Regions from separate parts of the Mus musculus genome. Here all the other regions are linked to region 7. The links are chromatin loops, found by intact Hi-C in ENCODE. Cell type or tissue: heart. All regions are shown on one strand. Region 1 overlaps Cryl1 (crystallin, lambda 1). Region 2 overlaps Zdhhc20 (zinc finger, DHHC domain containing 20). Region 3 has its middle 15 kb from the start of Xpo4. Region 4 overlaps Ska3 (spindle and kinetochore associated complex subunit 3). Region 5 holds the start of Ska3 (spindle and kinetochore associated complex subunit 3). Region 6 overlaps Zdhhc20 (zinc finger, DHHC domain containing 20). Region 7 has its middle 21 kb from the start of Zdhhc20.

Region 1 (4,000 bases), 540 kb before region 7:
ATAATGGACTAAACCTCTGAACTGTAAGCCAGCCACAAAAAATGTTTTCCTTTATAAGAGTTGCCATGGTCATGGTGTCTCTTCACAACAATAGAACCCTAACTTAGACAGTGCGTATATATGCTTGTGTGCCTAATGGTGCCACCAGACGGGAACCAAATATTTAAAACACGACTCTGTGGAGGGCATTTTATAGTCAAAGCACAACAGTCACCAACAGACATGCCATGCCGCGTCCCATGAGCACCCATGGGCTATGATTGTAGTCTACAATGTCTGGACAGCTTTCCTGAGTTCTGCGCAAAATGAAGGACTCCCTTTTCTTAGCAGGGCTTCCTTTTTTCTGCCTGATCTGACCCCCAAATCTTCTGCCAGAGGAATGTCATGTGATCCTTGGTCCAGCTTCATGGAATGCCTCTCCATGCAAATGAAGTGTCCCCAGAACCTTCAACCTCAGCCAATGAAACATCACCCTAAGAAGTGCACCTTCCCACTCTCTAAGGCTTCTATATACATAGCCCATACATCACCCAGAATAAAATGTATGTGCACAAGCTGTTTCACTGACGACTGTCTATGAGAAATGTTTTCTAAAAGAGCTGTAACACTGAAGAGCCGCAGCACTGGAATCTTCAGAGGAGACTCCCTCCCCACAGCACTCACTGCCAGACCAGGATCCTGCAGATCCACCTGTTCATCGGGTCCTGACATCTCTTATATTCTTGGTTGTGAGCCTAGCCTTTAACGGCTGAGCCATCTCTCCAGCCCAGGTCCTGACATCTCAAGGGAAGAAGCAGACCACTGGACTTGGTTCCGCTCCATCCTTCCCCCACCTAATGTGTGGCAGTGCCTGGACACCCCAAGGGAACAAACAAACAAACAAACAAACAAATAAAACAGAACTACAGCCATGTTCAGGGATAAGCTATAAACTGACCTAAAGACAGATCTTACAGGCCTCTCATCTCAGGGAACTCATGCCAAGTGGCAAGCAAGCAGTCTGCACTGAAACCCACCCACTGGACACAGGACAGGAGCAGCACAGAGAGCCAGCCAGAGGGAGTCACATGATGGTAAACTTCGGAAAAAGACCAGCTCAGTGAAACAACCAAGAGCTGCAGTGTGTTAACAGAGTGATCATTGGACAGCACAGCTCAGGTGTCCCCTGAACAATGTCCCATTGCTGCCACAGTGATGCATCTGTAGAGATCGCTTCCAGACTCCCCTGCCCCCTCACAGTCTTACATTCAGTCCTTCCAAGTAGAGGGAATAAAGGCACCTCCATTCTCTGTCACCTCAGAGGTCCCTGCGCCTGTTTTGCCTGGCAACGGTTAGGCAGGCCTCCTGGCTGAGGGGATGTATGCATGGCACATCTGAATTACTCAGTTTTGAGTTAGCAATATGATTTGTGCAAATTTGATCAGTAGCAATATCTAAGGATTCCACAGAGCTGGACGAAGCCAGCACATAACCCAGAAATACAACCAGACTAAAAAAAAAAAAAAAAATTCATATGTCTGAAGAACTGTGTAGAGCTACCAAACAGAAACTCACTTTGCTCAGTTAAAAGTATCTGAAATACCGAGAGCCTCGGTAGCTGAGATGCTGGGTAGCTCAGTGGTAGAGTGCTCGCTCCCCTGGCGTGCACGAAGCCCTGGGTTTAAGCCCCAGCACAATATGAATAGGGTGTAGTAGACACACCTGTGATTCCAGCACATAGGAAGGCAAGCAGGGAATTCAAGACCATTCTCAGCTACATAGTGAGCTTGCGGCCCAGTCTGGGATGCATGAGAGCCTGACTAAAAAAATAATAATAAAATAAACTTAAAAATTAAGTATCCGACATCAAAAACAAGTAGGTGAGAGAGTCAGCCAGGGCTACATAGTGAGACCGTGTCTTATAACTGAAGAAAGAAGTAGAAAGAATACCAAGCATGCCACTGCTACTCCCCACACCAACTGCCACTGATCGTCAATCCTTAAGTGACTATAATAGAAAACTTGCTCCGAGTCATGACCCCACCTCACACAACCCAGCCTGTACTGAACTGACAGCATCTTCCTTTATTGGTTTATTTTACAGTTCTGAGAACAGAGCCCAGAGCCTCCTGATGCTAGGCACGCCCTGTACACGGCATCTTAGACTGCTCAAGACCATCCATTTCATCCTGTAAGGAATTACCAAATATGCTCAGAGGCATCTATCTCCTTCAAGCTGCTGGAACCTTTTCATCAACCCAAGCCGCTAGATGGCAGGCTAACACTATGTATGATGCAGAATAAAAATGTTTGTCAGCGACACCTGTGGTGTGGGCCCAACACTTGGAAAGCAGATTAGTTCAGGACTGTCCTCAGATACACAGCAAGTTTGAGACCTGGGTGGGACACAGGAGACTGTCACAAAATCTGAAAACTGAGAAGGGAAAGGATATGCAAACAATTATCACTATAAGGTGAAATAAGGGTGGATTTTTAAAACTTTTTTAAAAATCGTTTTAATTTACATTTGTTTACCTGTTACTTATTCATTCATCTGGTGTGTGTGTGAGCATTTGTGTGTACATGTGTGGGCATATACATACATGCCACAGTGCATGTGTGCCCCATTGGGTCATATGGCGGTCAGAAGACAGATTGCTGAAATCTGTTTTCTCCTTCTGCCATGCAAGTAACGGGAATCAAACACTGGCCCCACCTTTACCCACTGAGCCATCTCACTGACCCCTTATTGCTATTTTAGATGTTGTATTAAAAATTATCAACTAGGGCCGGGCAGTGGTGACATACACCTTTAGTTCCAGCACTGGGGAGGCAGAAGCAGGCAGATCTCTCTGAGTTCAAGGGCAGCCTGGTCTACAAAGGAAGTTCCAGGACAGCCAAGGCTACACAGGGAGACCCTGTCTTGACAAACAAAGAAACAAGCCATCAACTAGGAACTAGGGACTCTTGTCTTTAATCCTAGTACTTAGAAGGCAGAAGCAGGCAGACTTCTGTGAGTTCCAGGACAGCCTGGCCTATGTGGCAAGTTTAGGACAGCCTGCTCTACACAGTGACACTTTTTTTAACCACACAAAAGGCACCTGTCTAGGGCTGGAGAGATGGCTCAGTGGTTAAGAGCACCGATTGCTCTTCCAAAGGTCCTAAGTTCAAATCCCAGCAACCACAAGAAAAAAAAGTCACCTGTCTAAATAGGTGAAGACAATGGGAAGCTGGAGCCCTGGCCCACTGATTGACAGGAAGAAAATGAGGCTGCTGCGAGCATGACCATCCCTTGAAAATTAAACGCAAGGAGTTACACCAGACTTTTTTGCCAGCACACTGCTTTCTAAAACCCCGAGGACCTTCCCTCAAAGACTACCTGCAGTTGGCCAAGGGCCTTCTACCAAGTCATCACACCTGCTACCCACCCACCCAGCCAGCTCTGGGAACCCGGAACCCTCTCTCAGAGTCATCTAAGCTTGGACGTGCTGCCAAAATCAAGAAAGCCTCAGCTGCCCACAGGAAGTCCACGGGGCTGACTGACAGGCAGGAATGAGTCTTCTCATCCATTCTTCCCTCTTGGGCTCTGAAAAGGGTCCTCTTTAGAGGCTGGTGTCACCTCTGGGGCTCAGAAACCAGAGAAATAGAGAAGCTCTGCTTAAGTCCTAGGACAATCAATTTCACCAGAATGTACAGTGCAGTGTCCCGTGTCAGCACGCTCATGAAAGTGGCACTTGCTAGTCAGTCAGACACACAGGGAGACTGCTACAGTTTGGATGTGTCCCACAAGGTTCATGGGCTGGAAACTTTCATAGTGATGAAAGGTGGCAGGACCTTTAGTAGGCATGGTCTCCTGGGAGGTGAGGTCCCACGCAAATGAAGTGATGGGTACAGGTTTCGCAGGAGTGGGCTAGTTATAAAAAGGAGAACATGTTATAAAAAGAACCCCCTCCCTGGTTCCTGTCTTTCCAACTGGCACACCACCCCCTCCTCTTCCCAAGTCTTCCTTCTGTGTGATACC
Region 2 (4,000 bases), 55 kb before region 7:
CAGGCTGAGCAAGCCAGGGGAAGCAAGCCAGTAAGAAACATCCCTCCATGGCCTCTGCATCAGCTCCTGCTTCCTGACCTGCTTGAGTTACAGTCCTGACTTCCTTTAGCAACGAACAGTGGTTTGGAGATGTAAGCTGAATAAACCCTTTCCTCCCCAACTTGCTACTTGGTCATGATGTTTTGTCCAGGAATAGAAACCCTGACTACGATAGGCATGAACACTGTGGCTGCCTTTCACCCAGGAGATTTTGCTGTGCTATGTGGCAAAAGCTGTCTACAGCCTGGGCCCAGGCAAACCTGTCTCAGCCAACAGAGTACAGGTCTATAGATGCACAGTGGCTCCTGGTAGGAGAAACTGTGCCAATTTTAGTGCTGCCTAAATTATGAACTTTGTTTTTATCGCTGGAGATGTCTATATTTTACTAAAGAAAGTCTCATCTATACCAAGATCATGAATAAAGATCAGTATCTTTTCTATGGAAACAAAGACCTATCAGAAAGGAGCTGGAGAGATGGCTCAGAGGTTAAGAGTACTGGCTGCTCTTCTAGAGGTCCTGAGTTCAATTCCTAGTAACCACATGGTGGCTCACAACCATCTGTAATGAGATCTGATATCTCTTCTTGCCTGCAGGTGTACATGCAGCCAGAAGACTATACACATAATAAATCTTGAAAATAAAACTAATCAGAAAAAGTAGACAAAAGATCGAGCTCATAAAAAGATATGGCTATGAATAATAAGCACAGTCTTACATGTGCAGAGTTAACAAAGTTAAGTACTCTGATTGTAAGTCAACAGGCGGTAGCTACACTTTAAAAAAGGAGTATAAAAACATGGCATCAGGACACAGACATGGTTAGGACAGGAATAGGTTGAGACATACAATGAGAAAAATAAAACCAAAGGCTGAGGCAGGAGGACTGCCTGCTTAGGTTACATGGTGAGTTCTAGATTAGATTGGCTAATTTAAGACCATCACACAGACAGACAGACAGACATCTACTGGATGCTTTTCATTTGGAACATGTTTACATTAATTTAACCTATCACTTCTGTGCAGTTAGTATTATTCCAGATTTCACAATTGAAAGAGCAACCTAAGCTAACTTCCTTTGGCTATTTTACTATTCAGCAAACATTTATTAAACACCTATTGTGTTGGGTGCCAGGTAACATCCTAGATGTTCTACTGATGAAAAGGAAAAAATTTCTTGCCTTCATAGAGTTTAAATTATAAGAATATATAGTTATATAGATCTGCCTGCTTCTACAAGAACTCAGAGTAATTACCAACTGAAGGTTGGATACTGGGTTCAGCAGTGTGACAGTAAGGACTGAGCCTATATTTAATGGGAATGATGACACCAGGGGGCAAAATAGATGAAGTATATCCAGATATTTAAAGATTTAATGAAAGGGTAGAATATATATTTTAAAGTTACTTCTAAATTATATCAATAGCACATAAACATATAAAAATCAAATACCAAGAAAATGTTATTAATAACTACTTCTAAGATAGAGTTCTTTTTACACTTTTGTAGTTATTTTCCCCTCAAGAATATAAATTTACAAATTAAAAAGGTTTTAACTTGATCACATATTCTGAATAGATAAGCATTTGCAATGGTACCTAACACTCCTAAGAGAACAAGAATCAGCAGGTCTCTTCTCCTGTCGGCCCTTCTGAGCAGAGAGCACTGTCAGCAGCTCTCTAACATTTCCAGAGAGGCCAGGACACACTCACAGGTTACTTTTCCCCAGACACCATCACATACTATTTGCACTCCCGTATGCCTTGTTCCTTGTTCACAGCATAGTCCAGAGGTCACTCCCGGTTACCGCCCTACTGGGTGCTTGTTTCTGTATGCTTTCCTCTCACAGATAAATCAAACTTTAGTCCCTTGTTGTTAAAACATTTGATTATTTTCAACTACTTGCTATTTTTAAAAAATCTGAGAAGTTGGGGTTGGAGAGACATTTCAGCTGTTTAAGAGCCTGGCTGCTCCTGAAGAGGACCCAGGTTTAACTCCCAGAACATACATGTCAGCTCACAATCTCCTGTAACTCTACTTCCAGAGGATCTGACACCCTGCTCTGGCCTCTGCTGGAATCAGGCACATACCTGGTGCATCTATGTATATGGCAAAGCATCCAAATGCACAAAATAAAAATAAATCTTTTTTTAAATTCTGAGAAAAAGGGCTGGAGAGATGGCTCAGCAGCTAAGAGCACTGACTATTCTTCTGAAGGTCCTGAGTTCAAATCCCAGCAACCACATGGTGGCTCACAACCATCTGTAATGAGATCTGATGCCCTCTTCTGGTGAGTCTGAAGATAGCTACAGTGTACTTAGTACTTATAATAAATAAATAAATAAATAAATCTTTTTTAAAAAGTATGCAAACAGGAAGCAAGTATTAGTCTGGCCCAAGGATATCATTCTGAGCCTTATCAAGTCAAGTGAAAGTAGTGACCTCTTTAAAACAGCTCTTTTGGCAATCTGCATCACAGAGACACCTGTAGTCTATGAAATAAACACGTATTTACAAGTACACATGCAATTTATATGAAGGAAAGTATAGTCCTGACTGCACCATTATAAAATCTAATCTGATCTACTTATAAAAAGTACTAAGTGACTCTTTCAAATACATATCTTTTACATATGTTTAAGACAAAAAAAAAAGACTTACCGTCCAAAATTTTATAAAATACTCTAAAACTGTTGCAGCCACAAAAAGGCAATATAGTAGAGAATACAACAAAAACAGCATGAAGAATTTGTAATTAGTAAATCCCACACAGTTATTCACCCTGGAAGAATACAGAAAGTAACATTATAAAAAGAAGACAAAGCATAAGCACAGAATCAGAATGCAAATGTGGTCTCAGGCTTGTGGGAGAAGGACGTTTGAAGCTGTCTCATCTGTGAGATGTGGAAATTCTGGCAGCTTACAGAAGTAGGAATATACTTGATGTTACTAACCTCACAGACATGGCTAAGACAGTAGATTAATGTCTGCCTTTTAGTCATAGGAAGGAAAAAGAGGACCAGAAAGCTTTATGTCATCATTACTTGGCAATAGGTCAAGTAAGAAATAGAAAACAAAGCCCAGCATGGTGGCACACGCCTTTAATCCCAGCACTCAGGAGGCAGAGGCAGTGGATTTTTGAGTTCGAGGCCACCTGGTCTACAAAGTGAGTTCCAGGACAGCCAGGGCTACACAGAGAAACCCTGTCTCGAAAAACCAAAACTAAAACCAACCAAACAAACAAAAAGTAGAAAACACACTACCTTAACTATGGATATGTTTTAAATTAACATATAAATTTTGCAACTCTAATGTTAACTTTTAACATATCAACATCTGAATTATGTATTTATCAGAAGGTATTTTTAAAGAAAAAAATATAGATCCCTATTATATATACATGTGTGTATGTTTATGTATATATTAGTAATTTAATTGAGCTCAAATATAAATAATTGAACTGAATCAAATATAGGAATATTAGAGCTGGGTGTATGGTTGGTTTCAGTTGTACAGAGCACGTGCTTAGAATGTGCTGGGACTCTGGAGTTAAAAAACAGCATCACGAGATTTTAAAAAAGGGATTACTAAGAAAAAAAAAATCATTTTCAATTCCTGCTTCTGATGCCCAACCCTGGCCCCCTTGGTTTAGGCAATGTCTACTATTTTTCATACATACCATGGACAGTGATGATCCATCTTAAGAACACATCTAGGAAGCAAGCATACGAAAATTCATACAGAAAAATTGTGATTCTAGTTTCTCATTATTTTACTGAATTTAAAAATATTCCCTTATAACTAAATCTTATGAGGCAACCTAGAAACATCAGGTAACTTTTGAGATTCTGTAAGCACCTCCACGGGTAAACAGTCACAAGGTTTTTACACTGTGAAGTCAGTCCAGTGCATCTAGCTCACTGGACCAGACCAATGACATCTTATTATTCAGATGTGGGGAT
Region 3 (4,000 bases), 230 kb before region 7:
TTGGTGTAGTCCTATATGAGTTTACCTCTTAGGACCACCTTCACTATGTCCCGGGAGGTTTGAAATGCTGTGTTCTCATTTAATTCGTTTGTTTGTTTGTTTGTTTGTTTGTTTGTTGAGACAGGGTTTCTCCATGTTGCTCCTGGCTGTCCTGGAACTGCATATGTAGACTAGGCTGGCTTATAGTTTAGAGAGAGTTACCTGCCTCTGCCTACTGAATGCTGGGATTAAAGGTACACACTACTATACCTGGCCTCTCCATCTTATAGTCCATTGGTGAGATTTACTCGTGAGCATTTTGTTTGACTTCCTAAATCTTTCATTTCTAGTTTTATTTTGGTTTCAGTTTTCTTTTCTTTTTTTTAAAGATTATTTATTTATGTATATGAGTATACTGTAACTGTACATGGTTGTGAGCCTTCATGTGGTTGTTGGGAAGTGAATTTAGGAGCTCTGCTCACTCTGGTCAACCCCATTTGCTCTGTCCCAAAGATTTATTATTATAAATAAGTACACTGTAGCTGTCTTCAGATGCATCAGAAGAGGGCATCGGATCTCATTACGGGTGGTTGTAAGCCACCATGTGGTTGCTGGGATTTGAACTCAGGACCTTCTGAAAAGCAGTCAGTGCTCTTACTGGCTTGCTGAGCCATCTCACCAGCCCTGGTTTCAGTTTTCTTTAGTGATTCTATTTTTTTTTTTCGTTAAATTCAACTTTTATGTCTTGAATTGTTTTATTTCATTCAACTGTCTTTTCAGAGACTTCACTAGGGATCTATTCCTCTTAAGGTCCTTGAACATATTCATGATTGCTATTTTGAAGTCCTTGTCTTGTGCTTTTCTTTTTTTTTTTTTTTTTAATAAGAAAAGCCATTTCTTTTTTTAGATTTATTTATTATATGTAAGTTCACTGTAGCGGTCCTCAGACACTCCAGAAGAGGGAGTCAGATCTTGTTACAGATGGTTGTGAGCCACCGTGGTTGCTGGGATTTGAACTCAGGACCTTCAGAAGAGCAGTCGGTGCTCTTAACCACTGAGCCATCTCGCCAGCCCCCGTCTTGTGCTTTTCTTAAGGCCTGTTGGAATAGGGTTACTGGCTTTTGGTGAAGGCATATTGTGTTGGCTTTTCATGTTCCTGGTTTCACGCTGGGATCTAGGCATCTGGAGTTAGGATATTTCAGGTATTTCCTGATGTCGATCTCTGGTCTAGTCTTTGTTGGGTGGGTGCTCCAATCTCTGGTTACTGTTGCCTCTCCTCCAAGTCCTTCCCCCTTCCCCATCCCATTGATATCAACTAGCCTGGCATAGCAAGTTGCAATAAGATGAGGTGCATCTTCTCCTATTGAGGCTAGAGAGGCAGCCCAGTAGGAGGAAAGGGTCCCAAAGTTAGGCAGTAGAGTCAGAGAAAGCACCTGCCCCTGCTGTTAGCAGTGTCCTATGAAGACCAAGATGCACAACTGTTACACATGTGCAGAGGCCTAGGTCAGTCCCATGCAGGCTCCCTGGTTGTCATGCCAGTCTCTGAGAGCCCCTTTGGGCCCTGGTTAGTTGATTCCGTAGGTTTTTCCTGATGTCCTTGACCTCTCTGGCTCCTATAATCCTTCTTCTCCATCTTCTGCAGGATTCCCCAAGGCTGAACTTGAACTTGCAGCCATCTCTTGCCTCAGCTTTCTGAGTACTGACATGGCAGGTGTGAGCCACATGCTCCACCAAAGCCCATTGTTTTGTATAGTCACTATATGCTAATGAAAATATCTAAAAAATAAAAACCAAGCTGTGTACTGACTGAACAGTTTTGATACTTTGTAAATTACTTCAGTCCAGCAGCCCTAAGCATTTGCCTCATTACATAGACTTGGCCACCAGGTGGCGCCCACTCCCAGCAATTTCTAGAAAGAACTAACTCTGGATGCTTCATTTCCTATTGGGCAAGTCACTAGAACTCAAATACCCTCCCACTTCCCACCCTGGCTTTAACAATGAATTGACTGGATAAGGGAGGATGAAATCCAGGAAAAGGAAAGGGTTTTTTTTGTTTGTTTGTTTTTTAAGAGTACAGATCTGACGCCCTCTCCTGGTGCATCTGAAAACAGCTACAGTGTACTTATGTATAATAATAAATCTTAAAAAAAAAAAAAAAAGAGTACAGTAAGGGGCTAGAGAGATGGCTCAGCGGTTAGGAGCGCTGACTGATCTTCCAGAGGTCCTTAGTTCAATTCCTAGCAACCACATGGTGGCTTTCAACCATCTGGGATCTGATGTCCTCGTCTGGTGTTTCTGAAGACAGCCACAGTGTACTCATGTAAATAATAAATAAATAAATCTTAAAAAAAAAAAAAGAAAGGAGAGTACAGTAAGGGCTGTGAAGATGGCTTAGTAAAGCACTTGATGCATAGGAATAAGGACCTAAGTTAGGGTCCTTGCATCCATGTAGAAAGGCAGGCACCTTGGTATGAGCCTACAGCCCCAGGATTTGATGGAGGAGGGTAGACACACAAAAGGATCCTTCCAGATAGAAGTCAGAGGCTCAGAGAAGGACCCTGTCTCAAAATCTAAACAGAGTGTGATTAAAAACACAGACTTCAAGTGGAGCCTCTGGGTTACCTAATGCTTTAAGTAGAAGTAGATAGAGAAGAGACAGGCAGATCTCCAAGAAATCAAGCCTAGTTTGGTTTATACAACAGGTTCCAGGACAGCCTCAGCCAGAACTAGTAATGAGACCCAATCTCAAAAAAAAAAAAAAAAGGTAGGCAGATAGGAGTGGTGATCCTCTATATGGTAAATTTCAGGTCAGCCAGGACTACAGAGTGAAACCTTGTCTCAAAAATGAAACAACACACACACACACAAAACAAACCCCAATCAAACAACAAAAAACAAAACACAAAAACAAATACCAAATCGACAATAATAAACAACTCCCCCCCCCCCGAAAAAAAAATCCTGAAACAATGACAAAAAGAACAGGTGGCAAAAGGACACTTATATACAATTGAGGGTCCAGAAATAAACATCTGAATTGATAGCCTATTTATTTATTTATTTATTTATTTATTTAAGTACTTCAGATGGAGCCAGGATCCAAGGTTCCAGGTGGAACGTTGAGTAAGCAATATTCTGAACTGGTAAATTGATTTTCTGTTATTTTTAATCTTTCCTGTTTAAAAAGAAGCGTTAATAGAGGTAAACATGATAAAAATACATTATATGCACCATGAAAGTGTTATAATTAAACCCATTATTACATATAATTAATATTGCTAATGAAAACTTTAAAAATAATAGTCCGTGGAAGCCAGGACAGTGACACCCTGCTGCCGGTGCCACTGGGATGGATGAAAGTGTGATGGAGAGATGGGAGAGCAAGCGAAGCCGAGGGGTTCATGCGCTGTATAAATAAATAAATAAATAAATAAATAAATAGGCTATCAATTCAGATGCTTATTTCTGGACCCTCAATTCGAGACTTGACAGTGTTAAGGTATAGCAGAAGCCAGAGGCCTCAAAAGAGACCAGTGACTCTGCAGTGACTCTGCAGTGAACACATACAAGAAGTGTGGACAGACGTATGTACCATGTGACACTGTGGCACACTGCAGCGTCCACGACAAGGTTTGTTTATTCTATTTTATTTTATTTCCCTATTTATTATAAGGGCAGGGGACAGATACACAGGGACCGGGAGATGAGTGGGGTTGGGGTGCATGATGGGAAAATCACAAAAATTCAATAAAAAGTTGTTGAGTCTAAGGTTGTGTATATCTTTTATCAGGAAATAACTGGTCAAAAGCGGGGTAGAAACCCTGGATTGGGATTAAAAATGTCCACAGCGCCGGGCGTGGTGGTGCACGCCTTTAATCCCAGCACTCGGGAGGCAGAGGCAGGTGAATTTCTGAGTTCGAGGCCAGCCTGGTCTACGGAGTGAGTTCCAGGACAGCCAGGGCTACACAGAGAAACCTTGTTTCCAAACAAACAAACAAACAAACAAACAAAATATCTA
Region 4 (4,000 bases), 100 kb before region 7:
GCCTGGTCTACAGAGTAAGTTTCAGGACTGCCACAGCTACACAGAGAAACCCTGTATTGGGAGAAAGAAATTCCCAAAACTAGTCAGTCAACTGGTATTTGCCAATTATTTCTCAAAATTGTAGCTGGACTCTTCAGAACACCAGCTCCTCATTCCCTACCTGGCTGCAGCACAAAGCTCTCCCAAGTAGCACTGTCATGAACTTGGAGAATTACTTTCTAACTGTTCTTGGATCAGAAGGATCTTGGGCTCAAAGGCCATTAGATAGTTCCAGAATCAAGACGTTCCCAAGGCTTCTGGCTCAGAGTAGGTGTTCAGAATCTTCCAGGTAGAATCGGGATCTGCTGGGTGGTCAAGCTGGAAAGGCCACCACAGTGCGGTGAAACGGAAACATTCCCGTAAGAATGAAATAAGAGAGACTGGGAGAAAGAAGACTGACTGCCAGCAGGAGCCCTCTCTCCACTTCTACTGGTCTGTGCTAACCAGTTATAATCCTGAGAACCTTAGTCCAGCTCACTTTCCTGTTCTGTCTAGCTTCTGTATTGGATGTATCCACTGTAGAATTCCTACAAACAGAAACAAAATCAAGTAAGGACAATTAAGAGACATCAGAACAGAAGGCAACATCGTAGCTAAGTATTTTATACTTTACACACCCACACACTATAAAAGAAAAAAAGCTATGTGGCGACATTTGCCAAAGCAGGCAGGCAGATCTCTGTGATTTTAGGCCAGCCTGGTCTATGTAGCAAGTTCCAGGCCAGCCAAAGTTATACACTAAGACTACTTCAAGAACTGATAATGAAAGTTAAATTTCAAATGGAGGGTGTTAGGAGTGGTGGGTTCATTATTGCACAAGCAGACTTATAATTATCTGGGAATGTGGGATCCCAGGGTCGGTTTATGGCACTGTGAAGGGAATGGGACCTGGCCACCACTCTCACCCTACTTGTCAAATGTCTTGGGTAACCCAGGCACGGGCACAGTCTGCGGGTGTGTTCTTACTCACCGTTACCAGTTTTCCTTGTTGGCAGCGCCTCGGGTGCCCTTCCTCCGTGGCATCACTTTAACATCCAAGGGAGAAGCTAGGTTTGAGCTGTGCTTTGTTATCATCTAAAACAAAACACATTTCTTTTTATCAGGTCATGTCAATGACAAATAGGCAAGGTGTTAGAAACATTCAAGAAAAGCCATGAACTTAAGGGTTACTTACAATACTTAAAAACAAAACAAAACAAAACAAGCTGGGCATGGTGGCGCACGCCTTTAATCCCAGCACTCGGGAGGCAGAGGCAGGCGGATTTCTGAGTTTGAGGCCAGCCTGGTCTACAGAGTGAGTTCCAGGACAGCCAGGGTTATACAGAGAAACCCTGTCTCGAAAAAACAAAAAAACAAAAACAAACAACAGCAATTCACACAGACATTGAATAGTAAAAAAAATATATAAGATTTTAACTTCATATGGAAGTTTGATGTCTAAAGTCTAAAGACACATTTACTGAAGTTAATGGAAATATCCCGAGAGCCATGTTAAGTCTTGATGAGGATGAAAAAAAAAAAAAAAAAAAAAGACAGGAAGACTCCCCAATGCACTGAAGAGAATATATGCAGCAGCTGTGAGTCTGTGCACTGTAGACAGCAAGTGAGCACCCTCATGGACGGGGAGGCTCACAGGCCCCAGCTCTTCCTTGGGAACCGAGACACAGTGAATGAGAGTGAAGCCCTGACGCCAGTGGCATAGCCACTCATAAACAAGCCCTCAGTCATGCTCATCTCTCCTTCAGAGTCTCTCTCAACATAAAGACAGAGGGCGCTGTTGGGAAGGGGAAGGAGATCTGCAATAGCGAAACAAGAGAAGGAAATGGGTGTTTGCATATATCTGTAAACATGAATATATTATGTACATATATGAAAATGTCACCATGAAAACCATTACCATGTATAATAATAATAATAACACATTACCATGTATAATAAACTTACACAATTAAAACATGGAAAGGAAAAACTGGAAGGAGCACACTGAGTGTAAGGTGTCCCTGGGACTGGGCAGGTGACAAAGTGGCCAAGTGCTTCTATACCATACACAAGCCCCAGTGTTTCACCCCTAAAAAGAAGCAACCACTAAGACAAAGACAAGGTTTCCGTACCCTCATAGGAAGAAGCCCTCCAGCAGGAAGTAGTAACCCCCACATGTGCTCATAAATCAGGTGGCTCCTTACCTACTTTCTCCTCTAAGAAAGCAAGCAGTCAGGTGGTGGGACTGGAGATAGCAGTTAAGCTCTTACAGAGGACCAGAGTTCAGTTCCCAGCTCCGACTTTGGACAGCTTACTATTGCCTCTAACGCTAGCTCTGCCTCCCTCTTCTGACTACTCAGGCACCTGCATTCAAAGGTACACACCTACACACCCACAATATACACACAATTAAAAATAGATGTCTCACAGTTTACTGCTCTCATGGCACCCCAGTCACACAGGACTTCGCTGCACCCCAGCACTAACTGCTCAACACTATAAAGCAGACTAGAGTCAGACTAGTCCTCTTGTAGTGTCTACTAGCTGGTGGTGCCATACTCCACAGTCAAATATTTTAATACTATGTGAATCAATGCTATGTGCCTGCACACTGACAGTTTGAGAAATGCAGGCACGTGTTATTAATGAGACCTTGCTATGGAGAATTATAGGGCAAAGGACACTCCCACTTTTAATTGGACGATAGCTAATATAGCAACTACAGATTAAAAACTAACAGAAACAATACACTGTAGAACAAGCTACAAGACAAAGTACCCCAGGAGAGTAATATTACTAACACCAAGTTAGAAACTTCTGACTGGTTCAGGAAAGCCTTAAGGTTTTTCTCAATACCCAAAGCATGATGGCAAATATGACAGTTTATATGCGATTGCAGTTTTCTAACACAGATATATAATTTTGAAAATATTAGGAAAAAAAAAACCTAGAAAATGACCTGGAGAATGTCTTCTGGAATCGCAGTAACTTTCGGAGGAGATGGTGTTGCAAAATTTTCACAAGAAGTAATTGCTGAAGAAGGGGGCTCTGCAAAACTCTGATAGCATTCATCTGAATTTAAAATTAACGGAACACAATCTTTAATTTCCAAATCAGTTGATGAACTATTTGGCTTTGATAGTGGATAATCTATAGATACCTACAGAATAAAAATGAATCATTAAATTATGGTAAGAAAATAATAATGTTATAATTTTTTTTCTTAAATTCAATTAGTTCTGTTGGGAGTCTACTAAGGCAGACCCTGAATGATCCCATCTTCCTGACTGAATGCTCCCCAAATCAAGAAAACCATATGCAGAAGACAACCTTCTATCTTCACTACTAATCTAAGTTAACTGGAACAACTCAATAGAACAGAGGCTGAGCTCCAAAGATGGACAGACAGACTCCCCACCCCACCTCAGCAGCACAAGCCTGAGTCAGGAGAGCTGGACTGAGGGACCAGGTATCTGAGGCCTAAGGAAGATTAGTGCTTTCAACTTAATGAACTTTACCAAACTTGGGTGATCTCTACAATGGGAAGTTTCAAACCAGTGCAGATTTTAGGTGCTAAGGTAGAGAGTACAGGAGCAATGGGAGGAAAGGCTAGCCTGGCTAGGCATGAAAGCCAGCTCAGAACGGAACATTCGTGCACACTGTCTGCACACATGCACGCTCCATCCCACATCCAAGGTAGGCTGAGCGTCCATTAACTCGTGCTAAGTCTCAAGTTAATGAAGACAGCAGAGTTAGGAATATCTCATCAACAGGGTGCCTTCCACAGGAACAGAAACACGACAAGTGGGTGTGTGGTGTGTGCAGGAGGGTGAGGAGGTCACACTCAATCCTCAGCTAAGGAGCAAGGGCAAGGTCACTGGTGAGCTACATGAGACCTTTCTCTCAAAAACAACATAGCAAACACACACACACACACAGCACCAAAAGATGTAAATTAACTGAAAATGGCCAGCATGTGCAG
Region 5 (4,000 bases), 85 kb before region 7:
TTATGAGCTCAACCTGTACGTATGGAACCATGGGCACCAGCCCAGGGATGGCACCACCCACATCACTCACTAATTAAGAGGATACTCTCCAGGCTTGTCTGCAGCCCAGCCTTATGAAGGCATTTTCTCAACTGAGGCTCCCCACTCTCAGACCATTCCAGCCTGTGCCAAATTGACATAAAATTAGTCAGAACAGTTTTGAAAGTGAAGACGCTGGCAATACTCCCTGTATTTTTTTTTTTTACTTATTAAAGAATTATTACAACATTTTCTTGTAAAACAAATAAACAAAAAGTAAATGAAGTTTGTGCAGAGGTAATGTTTTAGTGAGACTACAGACTAACAAACACTTGGTGAAAAGAACTTTTATACAGTTGAAATACTAATGAACTTTAGTATAGTATGCCGAATTAGCTCAACAACATAAACAAATAAAGCATATTTTAATTCCCTAAAATAAGAACAGTTACAAAAAAAAAGCTACAACAGTAAGTGATGTCTGTTACGAATTAAATAGAAAATACATATACTCTTTTTACTTTTCTGTATTTGAAATTTCCTACAGTACATGTTACTTTTATAGTCTCCAAAACATTTCCAAATGGAGAGTTAGTTATAAGTAAGAGGAATCTGTGTCTACGGGGTGCAATTTTTGCTTTGTTTCTGTTTTTCAAAACAGGGGTTTCCTGTATATCCCTGGATGTCCTGGAACTCGATTTGTAGATCAAGCTGGCCTCAAACTCAGAGATCTGCCAGCCTATGCCTTCTAGAGTGCTGGGATTAAAGGCAAGTGCCACTACATTCGACCTACTGGGTGCGAGACAGATTACATTTATGACATTTTATGATAATCTCAAAATCTGAACTACTTTTGCATCGATTTTTTTTCTTTTTTTTCTTTCTTTCTTTTTTTTTTTTTTTTTGGACAGGGTCTCACTAAGCCTGGTTGATTGGTCAGGTGCTAGCCTGGAACTCGCAAAAATCTACCTCCTTCAGCTTCTTGAGTGTTGGGATTCATGGCGGACGCCACTCCGTGACCTTGCAACTTTTTAAAAAAATCTCAGGCTGGGCTTGGTGGCGCACACCTTTAATCCCAGCACTCGGGAGGCAGAGGCAGGCGGATTTCCGAGTTCGAGGCCAGCCTGGTCTACAAAGTGAGGTCCAGGACAGCCAGGGCTACACAGAGAAACCCTGTCTCGAAAAAAAAAAAAAAGAAAAAAGAAAAAAGAAAAAAATCTCTAGTACAAGTTAGAAATGATGTTTAATTTTATTATTAAAAAATAAAACAAGAGGCGGGAGAGATGGCTCAGTGGCTAAGAATACTGGCTCCAATTCTGGAGGTCCTAAGTTCAATTCCCAGCAACTACAAGGTGGCTCACGACCATGTATAATGGGATCTGCTGCCCTTTTCTGTCGTGCCTGCATCCACGCAAATAGAGCATTCATATACATATATAAACAAATCTTAAAACAAACAAAAAAACAGCAGTGCCGAGTATTTGTACTTCAAATAGAGTGTTAGTGGAGAAAATGCAGATGCTTGCTTCAATAGGGGCCCATTCGAGTGAGACGAAATGACTTTACACGTACAGAAAACAGGGTTTTAGTGCGTCTTAATACAGTTGCCACTGGATGTTGTTAACAAACACCCAACCACCCGCTCGCCTGCGGCCACAAGGAGAATTTGTCCGCACAGTTTCCATCACAGATCAGCTACGCCCCTTGGACGACACCGCCCGCTGAGAACCGCACTCTCCCGCCCGCGCCCACTCACCGCTGTCCTCGCCGTCCAGCGCTCTCAGCAGCCGGGCCGTCTCGCTGTCCAGCGTGGTGGCCAGACCCCGCAGCTTACAGTGGAAACTCTGGATGGGGTTCATGCTGAGGGCCGCCGAGCCGACTGCTGACCTCCAGTCCCCTCGAACGAACGCGCTACACATTTGAATCCTGCGCAGGCGCAGAAGGCGTCTCTCGCGAGAGCGGAACTCTAGCATCAGGGCCCCAGAGAGACCGGAAGCAGCGCGCCGCCGCATCGGTCGGGGGACGCGGAGCGCCGAGGGGAGCGTGTCCCGGGCCGGTTGGTACGCGAGGTGGGTTTTCGGGGAGCCCCCACCCCCATATCCTGCAGTGTAGTCGGCTCCCGGCCACTCACTTCCGGCGAGAGGCCGAGCGTGCTCTGGATTCGGCCGCGGGATGTGGGCGCAAGCTTGGCACGCCGGTTGCTCGCTTCCCGGGTCCGGGGCTCAGCGACCGCGGCTTTCGTGTCATTTCCTCAGGAGGCACCATGTTCCTCACCGCTGTCCTCCTCCGCGGCCGCATTCCGGGCAGGCAGTGGATCGGGAAGCACCGGCGGCCGCGTACCGTGTCTTTCCAAGCGAAGGAGAGCATGATCCGTCGCCTGGAGGTGGAGGCCGAGAACCACTACTGGCTCAGCATGCCCTACATGACAGCAGAGCAGGAGTGCGGCCACGCCGCGGAGCGACGGGCCCAGGCTTTTGAAGCCATCAAGGCAGCGGCCACTTCCAAGTTCCCTAAGCATAGATACATTGCAGACCAGCTAGACCATCTCAACATCTCGAAGAAATGGTCCTAACCCTTCAAGATTATGGATACCGGACTGCTCTATCCTTACTTGGTCCTGGAGCTGAGAAAATGTAATTTATGTACCAGTGTGACCCCTTCGACCAGTATCTTATTAAAGCAAACATGATTGATTAATAGTTGTCTCATACGGAATACTTGGGACCCTACCTAGGCGTTTGTTTCACACCTGTAATCCCAACATTAAGAGGTGGAGGCAGGAAAATCTTTGCTGATGTAGTTAGTAAGACCTAGACTCAGAAGGCCAAAAGAGACTGTTTGAGGCTCCATATGTGCATAATCGGTCTATTTTCAGGGTTGTTTTTTATTTTTTCTGGCCTAAAGCTTGCAGCAGCCCTCCCTGTGCCTAGCTACTGGAATTACAGGCATGGTTCCCTGCCCTTCTGTAAAATGTGGGGTTTTTTTTTTTTTTGTTTGTCTCACTATATAGCCATAGAACTTGCTGTATAGGCTAGGCTGGCCTTGACCTCCGAGATCTACTGGCCTCTGCCTCCCAAGTGCTGTGACTAAAGGCAAGTGCCACCATACCTTGCACCTTTTAGATTTAAATGCTGTAAAACTACAAACTGATGAGTCTTAAGGCTGAGGTACTTGGCTAGAGCTTTGTTGTACAAGGGGTGTTTTCTTACTTTCTGTCTAGGATAGCCATTCTCAACCTGTTGGGCATGACCCCTTGTGGTGGTTGCAGAACCCTTTCATGAGGCTGAGTATCAGAGATTTGTATTATGATAACAGCAAAATTACAGTTGTGAAGTAACAATGAAAATAATGTTATGGTTGGAGTCACCACAACATGAGGAACTGTATTAAAGAGTGTAAGGGAGGTTGAGAACCACTGCTCTAGAATAGAGCCTGCCTTTGATTTCACAGCATTCTGTAAGTGGAAGTAGGATCTGAAGTGTTAGGTCAACTTCCATGCAAATTTGAGGCCAGCCTGAGATAGATGAGACCATTTCCCAAAAGAAGAGTGTTTTCTTTTAGAATTTGGATTCTGTGAGTGGACGTGTGAAGTAAAGATGTTTACTAGAACTGTTAACAGGAAAATTTCTGTTTGTTTGGTTTTTTGAGCTCGTCTATATTGCCCACCTTAGCCTGGAACTCCTAAATGGATACAAACAGTGCAATTTTTTTTTAAAGTTTGTTTAAAAACACCGTTTTTGGTTTTTTGTTTTTTTTTTTAATGTTGTTGGTTTGTTTTTCAAGACAGGTTTTCTCTGTGTGGCCCTAGATGTTGTCAGACTCACTCTGTAGACCAGGCTGGCCTCAAACTCATAGAGAACTGCCTTCCTCTTGCCTCTTAAGTGCTGGAATAAAGGTGTGTACCACCACCACCTGTGCACACAACTTTTTTGAGTAGGTCTGTGTAGGTTGTTGAACTTATGGACTGAATTGATCCTCCTGA
Region 6 (4,000 bases), 67 kb before region 7:
CCTCATATTTTAAAAAGAAAAGGTCTGGAGAGATGGCTCTGAGGTTAGAGAACTCCTCCAGGGGTCCTGAGTTTATTCCCCAGCAACCACATAGTGGCTCACAACCATCTAGATTGAGATCTGGTGCCCTTTTCTGGCACGCAGGTGTACATGCAGATAGAGTACCCATACATAAAACAAACCTTTAAAAAAAGAGAGAGCTGGGCAGTGGTGGTGCACGCCTTTAATCCCAGAACTTGAGAGGCAGATGCAGGTGGATTTCCGAGTTTGAGGCCAGCCTGGTCTACAGAGTGAGTTCCAGGACAGCCAGGGCTACACAGAGAAACCCTGTCTCAAACGCCCCCTGCGCCCCAAAAAAGAGAAAAAAAAAAGAGAGAACACCTATACACACACTTTATTTCTGTTCTGTAATCTATAAAAACATATATCCCTAAAAGTGATTTAATTTCATTTTGAAGAGCTTTTTAAAAGTTATTTCTATTTTTCTACTCTCCATTCAAATGTATACTTATTGTACCTAATTTTTAAAAAAGCAAATATATAATTTTATGTATACTTAAAATATTTATCTAGAGGCAGAGGCTACCACTGAGCCCTACATTTTGTAACTTACCTTGAGAATATTGGAACTAGCCAATATTTCTTTTCATCACCAAAGACTTGTCTCCAATTTTTACTGCATCCAAGAGAGAAACCATTTCCATCTATTCCATAAGAAAACATAGGTGCACGAAATGATTCTGTTTAAAAAAAGGAAAAAAAAAACTAAACTCAAGCATGTATACATACATGAATAAATCTTGTGTATTTAAACTTATGAAGGAAATGAGAAATAGTAACTTCTTGCCAATGTTTTTGACATAGACAACTATAAACATTGTGGTAACAGAAGTAACAAGGAATGATAAACATCTGAAATGGCAAATTATCCCAATCTGATTGTTACATTCTAGATATCTCAGCATATACACAATTATGTTAATTAACATAAAATCTACTTTAAAAAAGATAAATTTGACTTACTTGATGAAAATATATTTTAACCCTCCAAAATGAAAGGCCCAAATAATTACCTAAGTTACATTTATTTGTTTATAAATAAATCAATAACTAAATAACTAGGGTCTCTCTGTGTAGCTCTAGCTATCTTGGAACCCACTATGTAGACCAAGCTAGCCTTGAACCTACAAAAATGCACCTGCTTCTGCCTCCCAAGTGCTGAACTTAAAGGTGTGGGCTGCCATGCCCAGCCATACACTGTCTGGAAAAAAGCAGTCCTTGAACATTATACTTTAGGTTTATTCTATTTTATGGTGCTAGGAACTGAGCCCTTGCACATGCCAGTCAAGTGCTCTCCCGCTGAGCTAGATACCTAGCCTTTAGTAAAGATATTTTACTTCACTTGATTTATTGTATTTCAATTTATTTTTAAGGCACTGGAACTTGTTGACTTTAAAAAAAAATTTTTTTTAATATTTATTATTATATCTAAGTATACTGTAGCGGTCTTCAGACACACCAGAAGAGGGCGTCAGATCTCATTATGGGTGGTTGTGAACCACCATGTGGTTGCTGGGATTTGAACTCAGGACCTTCAGAAGGGCAGTCAGTGCTCTTAACCTTTTTTTTTTTTTTTAACCTATTCATTTTACATCCTGCTCACTGCTCCCCTCCCAGTCACCCCCTCCCACAATCCTTCCTTCCCTTCTACTCTGAGGGGGATGGGTGGGCTGGATATCTCCCCCACCCTGACACTTCAAGTGTCTATGATCTGGGCACTTCCTCTCTGACTGAGTCCAGGCAAGGCAGCCCAGCTAGTAGAACATACCCCACATGCAGGCAACAGCTTTTGGGAGAGCCCCCATTCCAGTTCAGTTGTTCAAGACCCACATGAAGACCAAGCTGCACATCTACATATGAGCGGGGAGGCCTAGGTCCAACTCTATGTTTTCTGGTTGGTAGTTCAGACTCTGAGAGCCCCAAAGTCCCCGGTTAGGTGATTCTGTTGTCTTCCTGTGGAGTTCCTATCCAATTTGAGGTGGCAATCCTTTCTCCTATTCTTCCATAAGAGTCCCCAAGCTCCCTCCACTGTTTGGCTGTGGATGTCTGTATCTGTCTGAGTCAGCTGCTGGGTGGAGCCTCTCGGAGGATAACATGCTCCTGTCAGTATGGTTCAGGAGTCTGATGGAGTCTGATGCAGAAGAGGCAGCGGGAGAATGGGAACTTGTTCACTCTTTATTGGTGAACTTCCTATATATTCCTAACAACACAGGTACTTGGATTTATTTGTTTGGATTAGGTAGAATTTCTACAAATCTAGTCTAGCAAAACCTACATTTACTAAGCACTGAGAATCCTGTGCCCTTGTGAGTACAGAAGTAAAGGCAGCCAGTCTTGTAGGAGGACAGAGGCTGTGTGTCCTGGGGTAAGGGTAGCTTAGGTGAAGATGGGAGGAATGGAGTTCAGAATGCTTAGAAAATGGGACAAAAGAGGGAGATTACAGACCACTGCTTCAAGCTTTAGTGTAAAGAGATCCAGAGTGAGGTCTAGGCAAATACTGATATCACAAGAAAAGCTGTACTTTGTTTTTTAAGACAAAGCCCTTCAGCATCTTACAAGCTGACAGGATGGAACCAGACTGACAGTATAGAACAGCCAATAAAAGCAGGGCAATCTAGAGGAAAAGACAGAGTCTTAGACAGAGTTCTAAGATAAATCTTGCAGGAAGGCTGGCACTCATGGGTGGGAAAGATATGTATAGAAGGCAAGAAAGGTGAGAAGATGGGAGATTGCTTGTGGCTTCTCAACATTTTTCTCTGAAGGACTCAAAATAGTAAGAATAGAATAGAGAAAATCAGGTGGTGGCGCACACCTTTAGTCCCAGCACTTGGGAGGCAGAGGCAGGTAGATCTCTGATTTTCAAGCCAGCCTGGTCTACAGAATGAGTTCCAGGACAACCAGGGCTACAACGAGAAGCCCAGTCTTGAAAATCCAACCCCATCTTCCCCTCACCAAAGAAAATCTAGATTTCTAAGGAAAACAGCCGAGGAGGAGGCCGACTGACCTTACCACCAGTGTTTCTACCCTCAGTTAGGTCATCTTTGTTTTTTTTGTTTCTGACAGTCTTAGCCTGGCCTTGATCTCACTGTGGCTGAACTAGACTATACAAAAATATCAGATTATATTACATTGGATTGGAATTAATGATACTCTTTGAAACAGTGCTTATTTCTATAATTTTGGAAGTATATGCACATAGGCTAACTCATGACATAAACTGGTTTCTCTCTCTCTCTCTCTCTCTCTCTCTCTCTCTCACACACACACAGTCACACACTCACACACACACACACACACACACACACACACGTCACTGAACACATGTGGAGGTCAGAGGACAATTGGTGGGAGTCGGCTCTCTTTTCCTCTCTCATGTGTGTTCTTCAGACTGAACTCAGATCATCACCAAGCACGGCACACAGCAGACACCATTACCTATCAGCCATCACTCCAGCTTTGTACTTTTATTTTAAAAATTAGAAAAAAAGGAAAAGAAAAAATGCAGCAACAAAAATACCATATGTACTAAATTTCACCAAAAAATGAAACAAAAATGGAAGATGTATAGTAGTGGTTCAATGAAAATGGCCCCCACAGACTCACAGGGTATGGCACTGTTGGAAGTGTGGTCTTAGGGAAAGTTTTTCACAGAGGGCAGGCTTTAAGGTCTCAGAGGCTCAGAGTAGGCCCAGTGTTGTTCTCTCTTCCAATCCAGGCATAGAATTCTCAGCTATGTCTGCCTATGCGCCGCCATGCTTTCTGCTAAAACAATAACGAACTAAATCTCTGAAACTGTAAACTAGCCCCAATTTCATGTTTTCCTTTATAAAAGTTGCTGTGGTCATGGTGTCTCTTCACAGCAACAGAAATTCTAAGTCAACCTTTAGAACATATGCCAGTCAGGCTGTGTCTGTGGGGTCAAGAATACACAGGAGTATGC
Region 7 (4,000 bases):
AATTAATTTAAAAAGCATAACAGAAAATTTGATTAAAGAAAAAGAAGTGTTTGAAATAGGTATTAGGGAATTTTAACCAGAGAGAGCACTGGAGTAACACAGAGAAATCCCTGCTGGAAGCAACTATCATGTTCACGGCCTGAGCATAAAGGCAAGAGGTTGGAGTTATTGTAGTCTAGAGGCTTGAAGGAACAGTCAGTCCTACGCGATTAGGAAAGGATGCCCAGAGGAAAAGGCTAGTGGGGCTTCGGAGAGCACAAACAATGGAGTTGGTTCTAGGCTTGCCAAAAAAAAAAAAAAAAAAAAAAAAAAAAAAAAAAAGCAGCCAGAGACTGGTACTGCAGGGATGATGCAGGGATGCAGGCCGAGACTGGAGATATCACAGGGCTTGTTTTCCAACCCCAGGCTTGAAGCCTCCCTTGTACTGCTCACTGTGGGCAGAGGTCAGGATGCTGCCAGCCAGCAGGTAAAGGCAACCAGCATCCCCAGGTCGCTGCCTAGCATCATAGAGCCCAGTGTGTATGGAAAAAGGAGGCTGGAACAGTGAGACAATCCCTTTTCCATCTGCAGGATCCTGCAACTTAATTTATACACTGTCTTAATTAGGGTTTCTATTGCTGCAATGAAACACCATGACCAAAAGCAAGCTGGGGAGGAAAGGGTTTATTCAGCTTATACTTCCACACTGCTGTTCGTCACCAAAGGATGTCAGGTTTGGAACTCAGACAGGGCAGGAACCTGGAGGCAGGAGCTGATGCAGAGGCCATGGAGGGTTCTGCTTACTGACTTCTCAGTCTGCTTTCTTATAGAACCCAGGATCACCTGCCCAGGGACAGCACCACACACATGGGCCTGATACTCCTCCATGATCATTAATTGACAAAACACCCTTAAAGCTGGATCTTAAGGAGGCATTTTCTCAATTGCGGCTCCCTTCTTTCAGGTGACTCAAGCTTGTGTCAAGTTAACAGAAGACTAGCCCAGCATACCCTCTCACACTTGAAGTGGTCGCCAAGAATTCAATCATATAATCTACTTATCCCTCTTCATGGTGCTGGATATTTATGTGATTTCCAGATTTTAGTCTCTGAAATGATGCTGTAATGATAGTTGATAAAATTATGACTCAATATATTTGAGGAGAAAATAGTCATAGTTTGTCTTTTTCTGGGCCTTAGAATTAGTGTTTTTCTCACCATCAAATACTTCTCACAAATCCTCTGCAAACCCGAATGCTGTAAGCAAAAAAACGTCATCTCTCACTTCACTCTCGTGGAAGGAGGATCGATTCCACCAAAACAAAGGCACACCGCCATCAGAAAAGCTCTGGTGGTGAAGACTCGGAAGGAACTGCCCCGGGCTTCATTTCCTTCCTCTTCAAATACAGCCCGTCGCCAACCAGCGGGCAGCAGGCGCAGTCTTCTGAATACTCACCAGGGCGTGGCAGTTCATGCTGCCTGCAGTGTTTTCTTTCAGACTGGCCTTTGAGACAGTCCTTGCCTTGCTCCTACCTTCTTCCGTGCGGGTGCCTGGGCATGGTTTTGGGATGCAAGGGCGCCATCTTGTGGGACTTTCGTGTTGAATTCTATTTCTTTGAAAGCGTCCGCACTGAGACTGCGATCACTTTTCTCTTTTTGTCTCAATTATCCTACGGTGCTGACGAGGTTGTACTGTGTCACGCTCTCTCTCTTTTTTTTTCGAGACAGGGTTTCTCTGTATAGCCCTGGCTGTCCTGGAACCCACTCTGCAGACCAGGCTGGCCTCGAACTCAGAAATCCGCCAGAGTGCTGGAATTAAAGGCGTGCGCCACCAACGCCCGGCTGAGGTTGTACTGTCAATTTGAACTCCACATTTTGAGAACATGTATTCTTTCTTATGATGATTCTTAATGTGCCTACATTAAAAAGTAATTTAAATTAAGATTTTATTTATGTATTTATTTTTACTTATTTATGGGTGCGAGGGCCATGTGGAGATTACAAGGCAACTTTTGGGAGTCAAGTTCTTTCTTTCCAATATGTGGGTCCCGAGGACTGAAATCAGGTCATCAGCCTTGACAGCAAGTGCCTTTAGTCACTGAACTATCTCATAGGCTCTTGAAGTTTTATTTATTGGAGACAGGGTTTCTTTATGTAGCCCTGGCTGTCTTGGAGCTCTCTATGTAGGCCAGGATGGCCTTGAACTCAAAGAGATCCATAGTGCACATGTATGTGGCAGTCAGAGGACAACTTGTAGGACCGTATTCTATCCTCCCACCAGGTGGGTTCCAGGGCTTGAACTCAGATGGTCAGGCTTGGTGGCAAGCACCTTTATCTGCTGGGCCACGTCAGTAGCTCTAGTTGCTGATTTACATAAACTGTGGTCGGTCTAGGTCTCACCCCCTGCGTCTTCAGCTTACTACATGGACTTATATTCCTGCTGTTCAGTTCTAACTCAGTGCCATCTTCCTTGGCACAATTTATTTCTTTAGTGGTGGACACTGGTGCAGGCAGTCCTGACAGGAAGCCCTTGGAGCCACCCTCTGACCGTTAGCATGTTTCTCTGGGGACATTTGGCCAGGAGGCAGGCTTGCTCTAAGTTTCCTTAAGATTGTCAGTGTGTAGCCAGCAGACACAGGGATCTTGTTTCCTGAGTCCATGCTAACACTCCTAGATCACATCCTACTTTTTGCCAATCTGGTAAGTATGGGTTGGTGTCTTGTCTTAATTTGTATACTGCTCAGAGCTTTCTTGGGGACTCAGGCCAATCTTTGTGCTCTCTCCCCTCTCAAGGTGAATGCAGTCATCAGCTGCTTCTTCCCTCTTCTCCCTCCTTCTGCTCCTCCCCTCCTTCTGCTCCTCCCCTCCTTCTGCTCCTTCCCCTCTTTCTGTCCCTCCCCCTCCTTCTGCTCCTCCCCTCCTTCTGCTCCTCCCCCTCCTTCTGCTCCTCCCCCTCCTTCTGCTCCTCCCCTCCTTCTGCTCCTCCCCTCCTTCTGCTCCTTCCCCTCTTTCTGTCCCTCCCCCTCCTTCTGCTCCTCCCCTCCTTCTGCTCCTCCCCCTCCTTCTGCTCCTCCCCTCCTTCTGCTCCTCCCCCTCTTTCTGCTCCTCCCCCTCCTTCTACTCCTCCCCTCCTTCTGCTCCTCCCCTCCTTCTGCTCCTTCCCCTCCTTCTGCTCCTCCCCCTCCTTCTGCTCCTCCCCCTTCTTCTGCTCCTCCCCTCCTTCTGCTCCTCCCCTCCTTCTGCTCCTCCCCCTCCTTCTGCTCCTCCCCTCCTTCTGCTCCTCCCCTCCTTCTGCTCCTCCCTCTCCTTCTGCTCTTTCCCCTCCTTCTGCTCCTCCCCTCCTTCTGCTCCTCCCCCTCCTTTTGCTCCTCCCGTTTCTATCCCCCCCCACCATTCCCTCTGCTTCTCCTTGTTTCTCCCCTCCCTTTTCCTTTCCCACATAGAATCTCACTTTTGCCCAGGTGTGCCTCAAACCCTTGAACACAAGTGTATCTTCCCCCCAGCTTCCCACATAGCTGGAGTTATAGAAGCCTCTGACTGTGCCCAGCCTCTTTGCTTGTTTTTCTACCAAGTTGTTACATATTCTAAAGGTCAGTCCCCCAAGAGTGTTTCAGAAATGTTAATTTATCTGGGGAACACTTCCAATAGAATTGTGCCTGAACTCCTGGTTACATGTTATTTTATTATTATTATTATTTGTTTTTTTTTTTTTTTTTTTTTTTTTTTTTTTTTTGAGACAGGGTTTCTCTGTGTAGCCCTGGCTGTCCTGGAACTCACTTTGTAGACCAGGCTGGACTCAAACTCAGAAATTCCCCTGCTTCCGCCTCCCAAGTGCTGGGATTAAAGGCATGTGCCACCACTGCCTGGCAGGTTATTATTATTATCATTGCAATTGATTTGTATTAGTTTTAAAAGCATTCTTAGCTATTTCATTTTCTCTTCAGTATCCATTTTGTAGTGAGGTATTAGATGCATTTTATCCTATGGTATACTTATTCGAAGTGTTGCTTTTTTTTTTTTTT

Evidence for each region. Peaks named below come from ENCODE experiments on the same cell type or tissue, not always from the same donor. Only the 100,000 strongest peaks of a DNase experiment are listed, where the experiment ranks them.
Region 1: a loop joins it to region 7, with 2.5 times the contacts of the local background. A loop is called at or near these places in 7 of 42 quality-filtered maps.
Region 2: it touches region 7 in a loop (2.2-fold over the local background); 8 of 42 quality-filtered maps call a loop at or near these places.
Region 3: a loop joins it to region 7, with 5 times the contacts of the local background. A loop is called at or near these places in 35 of 42 quality-filtered maps.
Region 4: it touches region 7 in a loop (7-fold over the local background); 12 of 42 quality-filtered maps call a loop at or near these places.
Region 5: a loop joins it to region 7, with 4 times the contacts of the local background. A loop is called at or near these places in 13 of 42 quality-filtered maps.
Region 6: a loop joins it to region 7, with 2.5 times the contacts of the local background. A loop is called at or near these places in 4 of 42 quality-filtered maps.

Annotation. Positions count from the first base shown.
Region 1 is chr14:57,370,315-57,374,314 of GRCm38, forward strand. All of the region lies in intron 2 of Cryl1 (crystallin, lambda 1), which reads right to left. Among named protein-coding and RNA genes, the nearest start is that of Gm41161, 4.8 kb to the right of the region's middle. In heart, a CTCF peak has its summit at 2,244 (motif pointing right); no DNase peak of the experiment used is centred here.
Region 2 is chr14:57,853,911-57,857,910 of GRCm38, forward strand. Zdhhc20 (zinc finger, DHHC domain containing 20) reads right to left here. Exons shown (of 13, transcript NM_029492.5): 6 at 3,718-3,750; 7 at 2,700-2,820. Among named protein-coding and RNA genes, the nearest start is that of Mrpl57, 30 kb to the left of the region's middle. In heart, a CTCF peak has its summit at 2,323 (motif pointing left); no DNase peak of the experiment used is centred here.
Region 3 is chr14:57,678,248-57,682,247 of GRCm38, forward strand. No RefSeq gene overlaps it. Among named protein-coding and RNA genes, the nearest start is that of Xpo4, 15 kb to the left of the region's middle. In heart, CTCF peaks have their summits at 1,889 (motif pointing right) and 2,116 (motif pointing left); a DNase peak (open chromatin) is centred at 1,874.
Region 4 is chr14:57,806,966-57,810,965 of GRCm38, forward strand. Ska3 (spindle and kinetochore associated complex subunit 3) reads right to left here. Exons shown (of 9, transcript NM_198605.3): 7 at 2,978-3,178; 8 at 1,010-1,113; 9 at 1-566. The coding sequence ends at 1,012. Among named protein-coding and RNA genes, the nearest start is that of Mir3077, 11 kb to the left of the region's middle. In heart, a CTCF peak has its summit at 1,814; no DNase peak of the experiment used is centred here.
Region 5 is chr14:57,824,236-57,828,235 of GRCm38, forward strand. Ska3 (spindle and kinetochore associated complex subunit 3) reads right to left here and starts at 1,928. Exons shown (of 9, transcript NM_198605.3): 1 at 1,775-1,928. The coding sequence starts at 1,877. Mrpl57 (mitochondrial ribosomal protein L57) reads left to right here and starts at 2,004. Exons shown (of 2, transcript NM_026401.2): 1 at 2,004-2,087; 2 at 2,274-4,000. The coding sequence starts at 2,282. The coding sequence ends at 2,590. In heart, a CTCF peak has its summit at 2,370; a DNase peak (open chromatin) is centred at 1,966; H3K4me3 peaks cover 2,646 bases; H3K27ac peaks cover 1,815 bases.
Region 6 is chr14:57,842,575-57,846,574 of GRCm38, forward strand. It overlaps Zdhhc20 (zinc finger, DHHC domain containing 20), which reads right to left. Exons shown (of 13, transcript NM_029492.5): 9 at 614-740. Among named protein-coding and RNA genes, the nearest start is that of Mrpl57, 18 kb to the left of the region's middle. In heart, a CTCF peak has its summit at 1,508 (motif pointing right); no DNase peak of the experiment used is centred here.
Region 7 is chr14:57,909,219-57,913,218 of GRCm38, forward strand. No RefSeq gene overlaps it. Among named protein-coding and RNA genes, the nearest start is that of Zdhhc20, 21 kb to the left of the region's middle. In heart, a CTCF peak has its summit at 1,556 (motif pointing left); a DNase peak (open chromatin) is centred at 1,473; H3K4me3 peaks cover 655 bases; H3K27ac peaks cover 566 bases.